Linked DNA regions of Homo sapiens: region 2 is linked to region 1. Evidence: read pairs that join two places in POLR2A ChIA-PET (ENCODE). Cell type or tissue: B cell. All regions are shown on one strand. Links, peaks and the distances in the headings refer to the core of each region. The heading gives the core; the rest is flanking DNA.

Region 1 (2,922 bases), core at 128-2,627:
GATTTGTTCTTCTTGCTTAGTCTTGCTTTGGCTATGCGTGCTCTTTTTTGATTTCATATGAATTTTAGGATTGTTTTTTCTAGTTCTGTGAAGGACAATGATGGTATTTTGATGAGAATTGCATTGAATCTGTAGATTGCTTTAGGCAACATAATCATTTTCATAATATTGAATGATACCCATCCATGAGCATGGAATGTGTTTCCGTTTGTTTGCATCATCGATGATTACTTTCAGCAGTGTTTTATAGTTTTCCTTGTAGAGATCTTTCACCTCTTTGGTTAGGTATATTCCTAAGTACTTAACTTTTTTTTTTTTTTTGCAACTGTTTTAAAGGGGGTTGAGTTCTTGATTTGATTCTCAGCTTGGTGTGCAGCAGTGCTACAGATTTACATACATTGACTTTGTATCCTGAAACTTTACTGAATTCATTTATAAGATCTAGGAGCTTCTAAATGAGTCTTTAGGGTTTTCTAGGTATACAATCATATCATCAGTAAACAGTGACAGTTTGATTTCCTCTTTACAGATTTGGATGCCCTTTATTTCTTTCTCTTGTTTTTCTGTTTCCCCTTATTTGTCCTCTTGTCATAGATTTTGAGTACTATGTTGAATAGAAATGGAGACAATAGGCATCATTGTTTTGTTCCAGTTCTCAGGAGGAATGCTTTCAACTTCATCCAAGCCTTCCATAAAATCCTTGTATAAGCACTGGTAATAGGATAGGGAAGTTTCAGTCCTGCTAACTCCTGTTCCTACTCCTACTCTACCTCATATTGGGTTGGCAGTCTTTACAAGCACGTCAGCCTTTGAATTGGTGCCCTGGAAGTTTTCTCTCTAATCCAATGGCACGATCTCCAAAGTTATCAGAAACTTGCATTTAAGAGTTCTTTTCATGAACCCCTCCAAAGAAGTAATTCTTGAACTGTAGCTGATTATAACTCACTTTTTTTTTTGAGAAGGATCAAAGCCAAACATCAATTGTGGATGACAAAAGTCTTAAGACAGACATAAAGACACAGTTGACCAGGAAATTAGGTTATTTATTATTTTAACATAATAATCATACATTACTGACAACATATATTAAGACACATTAGAATTTTAGGAATTTCATATAATCCTGGAACACATATTAACGACACATTTATATAAATATAACCCAAAGGAAGCTTAACACCACCTCAGATTTGACAATGCTTCCGGTATAATTCTTTTTTTTTTTTTTTTTTTTTTGAGACAGAGTTTCACTCTTGTTGCCCAGGCTGGAGTGCAATGGCACGTTCTCAGCTCACTGCAACCTCTGCCTCCTGAGTTCAAACAATCCTCCTGTCTCAGCCTCCTGAGTAGCTGGGATTACAGGCATGTGCCACCACACTGGCTAATCTTGTATTTTTACTAGAGATGGGGTTTCTCCATATTTGTCAGGCTGGTCTCGAACTCCCAACCTCAGGTGATCTGCCCGCCTTGGCCTCCCAAAGTGCTCGGATTACTGGTGTGAGCCACTGTGCCCAGCCACTTCCTGTATAATTCTAACATTACAAATAAGCCTAATAAGCCCAGCATGTCTCTCTTGAAGTTCAGGGAATCCATTTCCCAATAAGTTCCTTATTTCCATTTGAGAACTCCTCAGCCTGGAGTTCATTGTCCATATCACTATCTGCATTTCAGTCAAAACCATTTAACCAATATCTAAGAGCCTCCAAATTTTCCCTCATCTTCTTGTCTTCTTCTGAACCCTCAAAGCTCTTCCAATACCTGCCTGTTACCCAGTTCCAAACCTGCTTCCACACAAAAACTCACTATCACAAGGACAGTACCAACAGGGATGGTGCTGTCATTCATGAGAAATCTGCTCCCATGATCCAATCACCAGCAACCAGGCCCTACCTCCAACATTGGGGATTACATTTCATGAGATTTGGGTAGGGACATATGTCCAAACTATATTAACCACATATATCTGTTTCTCCAGGATTGGTCCCTGGTGACTTATTTAGTTGTTTGGTGTGGTCATGTTTTCCTGGATGATCTTGATGCTTGTGGATGTTCATCAGTGTCTGGGAATTGAAGAGAGGTATTTATTGTAGTCTTCATAGTTTGGGCTTATTTGTTCCCATTCTTGTTAAGCATTTCCAGGTATTCAAAGGGACTTGGGCCCCAAGCCCAACAATGCTGTGGCTTTTGTAGACTTGTAGAGGTACCACCTTGGTGGTCTTGGATAAGGTCTGGAAAAAGTCTGTAGATTACCAAGCAGAGACTCTTGTCCTTTTCCCTTACTTTCTCTTAAATAAATGGAGTCTTTCTGTCTGTGGTGAGCCACCTGGAACTGGGGGTGTGGTGATACAAGCACCCCTGAGGCCACCACCACTGAGACTGTGCTGGATCATACCTGCAGCCAGCATAGCACTGGGTCTTGCCCAATGCCCACAATAACTACAATCTGGCTACCATCTATGATCACTCAAGGCTCTAAGACTATACAATCAGCGGGTGGCAATGGCAGCCAGGTTTGTATCCTTTCCTTCAGGGCAGCAAGTTTCCCCAGGCAGGTCCAGAGATGCTGTCTGTGAGTCAGGAATTGGAGGCAAAAACCAATAAATAATAAACATCAGAGAAGAAATAAATAAAATTGAGACTTTAAAAAAAAAGAAATAAAAAAGATAACAAAAGGAACAGTTGGTTTATTTATTTATTTATTTATTTATTCATTTATTTTTGAGATGGAGTCTCGCTCTGTCACCCAGGCTGGAGTGCAGTGGCGCGATCTCGGCTCACTGCAAGCTCTACCTCCTGGGTTCACACCATTCTCCTGCCTCAGCCTCCTGAGAAGCTGGGACTACAGGCACCCGCCACCACGCCTTGCTAATTTTTTGTATTTTTAGTAGAGATGGCGTTTTACTGTGTTAGCCAGGATGGTCT
Region 2 (2,922 bases), core at 258-2,757, 140 kb after region 1:
GAACACACAATGACAATAATGAAGAAAAACTACATTAAAAGTAATTCTACTTTAGATTTCAAACATGAATTATATTATTACTAAACATTAAAAAAAAAAGTGGCACCATGAGAGCAGCAGGAGCAACAAATTATGCCAGCTAAGGAAAGCTGACACTGGAATATGCCAAAGTTAATCTCCACAATAGGTATCCATCTGAAAAGACTGGAAACAACCGTAGGGCCTAAAACTCACTTCAATTTATTTATTCTTGAATTTGTAGGTCTTAATTGAAGTATTTAAGAAAGTCTTTTCCCCTCCCTCTCAAGGAGTGTTTCTTGCTTTACTGTCAATCATTCGAAGAGTTGAATCATAGACTCTGGATTTACCAACACCAATCCATTTAACTGGAATTTGAAGCTCATCTTCAATAAATCGAACATAGTTTTGTGCATTAACAGGTAGTTCTTTAAATGCCCTTGCATTTGATATGTCTGTGTTCCATTCTCATGGAGTCTTATATTGAACTTCAACTTTAAGACTTCTTGATTTGCTGGAATATGAGGTATGATTTGACCATCTAACTTGTAAGCAACTCCAACTTTGATTTCCATAAACATGTCCAAAATATTCAACTTGGTAACTTCCAGCGCAGTAAATCCATTGATAATATGAGCATATTTGAGCAAAACGAGGTCCAACCAGCCACATCTTCTTTTCCTTCCAATAGTTACACCAAACTCTCTACCCTTTGTTTGTAATAATTCTCCAATTTCCTTGAGATTTTGTAATTCACCTTCAATGTCTATTTCCAAAGTGGGATGTATAGATTTGTATTGTTTAGCTGGAACTTTAAACATCTCAGAGAAGCCAACAAGGTCAGAAACAAGATCGCACATCCTAAGTCCACTCCGAGCAGCTTTGGAAGAATAAACTGGGCCAATGCCCTTTTTTGTTGTACCCAAATTTTTTCCTGCTTGTTCTTGTCTCTGTTGTTCCTGGACACCATCAGCGGCTTGATGAAAATCAAATACAATATGAGCTCTGTCAGATAAAATAAGCCTTTTTCCCAGCCTTCTAGTCCTTTTCCTTTTTGAACATTTTTCTCTGCTTCTTCAAACAATCCAGGTAGATGAATTACCACACCATTTCCATTGAATGCAGTAACATTTGGAATAATTATTCCACTGGGTAAGAGATGAAAATCATACTCCACAGAATGCACAACAACTGTATGGCCAGCATTATTTCCTCCCTGGCAGCGGCACATGGGGTCCTGCGCCAGTAGATCCGCCACCTCCCCTTTGCCTTCGTCGCCCCACTGCACACCGAGCACCACCGTCACCCAGTTTCCTCTGGGCCGCGCCCTGGGGCGGCCGCAATCGCCGCTGGGCAGGGAGGATGCCTCCAGGTAGTTCTTGGCGAACGCCGCAGCTCCGGTGACGCGAGGAGAGCCGGAAGGAGACGCGGCCGGCGAGAGGTGAGCGAACTGTATTGCTCTGCGGCCTCCAGCCACCTGCGGAGGAAGAGGGAGCCAGAGGCCGGCCCCGCCCCCGCCCCCGCCCCGCTGGGCTGCCACACTCCAGCCAATCCCTGCCCCGCTCTCCGCCACAACCCGCTCAAGTAGGGGGACTCTGACTGCCCCGCGCAGGTGGCCTGCCTTGGCAGCACCGCCCGCGGGAAGTGGCGGCCTGGCGCGCTACTCGGAGAAGGCCATAATTTAGCCTACCACACTAATATGTGCACTTAAATTTTACTCATCACTGAATCTCCTCACTCTCATTATCTATGTCTCACGAATTTTGATATGTTTTCATTTTCACTCGACTGCATTTTTAAAATTTACCCTGAGACAACCTCTTTGTCCTATGGATTACTTAGAAGTACGTTTTAACTTTCTAAGTGTTTGGAAATTTTCCTGTTACCTTTCTGCCATTGATTTGTAGTTTGGTTCCATTTTGGTCATAGAACACACTCTGAGTATAATTTCAATTCTTTAACATTTGTTTAGGTTTGTTTTATGGCTCAGGTTCTGGTCTATCTTGGTATATGTTCCATAGGCATTTGAGAAGAATATATGTTTTGCTGTTGTTGAGTAACATGTTGACTGGTGGTGTTAAGTTCTTCTATACCCTTGCAGATTTTCTTTAAGACGGGGTCTCGCTCTGTCACTGAGGCTGGAGTGCAGTGGCATGATCATAGTTCACTGCAACCTCATTTCCTGGACTCAAGCAAGCCTCCCACTTCAGCCTCTCAAGTAGCTAGAACTACAGGCATGCACCAACATGCCCCCCCAGAAATTTTTTTTAAGAATGGGGTCTTGCTGTGTTGTGCAGGCTGCTCTCAAATCTGCCTTATAGATTTTTTGGTCTACTTGTACTACGAGGTACAAGGGTGATGACGTCCCTAACTACAATTGTGAAGTCTACTTCTCCTTTCAGTGCTATCACTTTTTGTGTCACATATTTTGCAGCTCTGTTGTTTGATATACATACATGTAGATGGCCATATCTTCCTGGTTAACTGATCTTTTCATCATTAATATAATATCCCTATGCGTCTCTGGTAATTTTCTTTACTTTATCTGATATTTGTATAGCCGCACCTGCTCTCTTTTGTTTGCATAATATGTCTTTTTTTTTTTTTTTTTTTTTTTTTAGACGAAGCCTTGCTCTGTCACCCAGGCTGGAGTGCAGTGGCACAATCTTGGCTCACTGCAGTCTCAGCATCCCAGGTTCAAGTGATCCTCCCACCTCAGCCTCCCAAGTAGCTGAGATTACAGGCACCCACCACCAAGTCCACCTAATTTTTGTATTTTTAGTAGAGATGGGGGGGTTTCACCATGTTGGCCAGTCTGGTCTTGAACTCTTGGCCTCAACTGATCCACCACCTTGGCCTCCCAGAGTGCTGGAATTACAGGTGTGAGCCACCATACCTGGCCCT

Evidence for each region. Peaks named below come from ENCODE experiments on the same cell type or tissue, not always from the same donor. Only the 100,000 strongest peaks of a DNase experiment are listed, where the experiment ranks them.
Region 2: POLR2A ChIA-PET joins it to region 1 with 10 read pairs; 6 of 35 experiments call an interaction of 5 or more read pairs at or near these places.

What each region holds. Positions count from the first base shown.
Region 1 is chr17:35,317,856-35,320,777 of GRCh38, forward strand. No RefSeq gene overlaps it. Among named protein-coding and RNA genes, the nearest start is that of SLFN11, 54 kb to the right of the region's middle. In B cell, for the core only: no CTCF peak of the experiment used is centred there; no DNase peak of the experiment used is centred there.
Region 2 is chr17:35,459,142-35,462,063 of GRCh38, forward strand. It overlaps the pseudogene LOC100420061. Among named protein-coding and RNA genes, the nearest start is that of SLFN13, 12 kb to the left of the region's middle. RefSeq lists a silencer at 1,389-1,618. In B cell, for the core only: no CTCF peak of the experiment used is centred there; a DNase peak (open chromatin) is centred at 1,460; H3K4me3 peaks cover 1,227 bases; H3K27ac peaks cover 701 bases.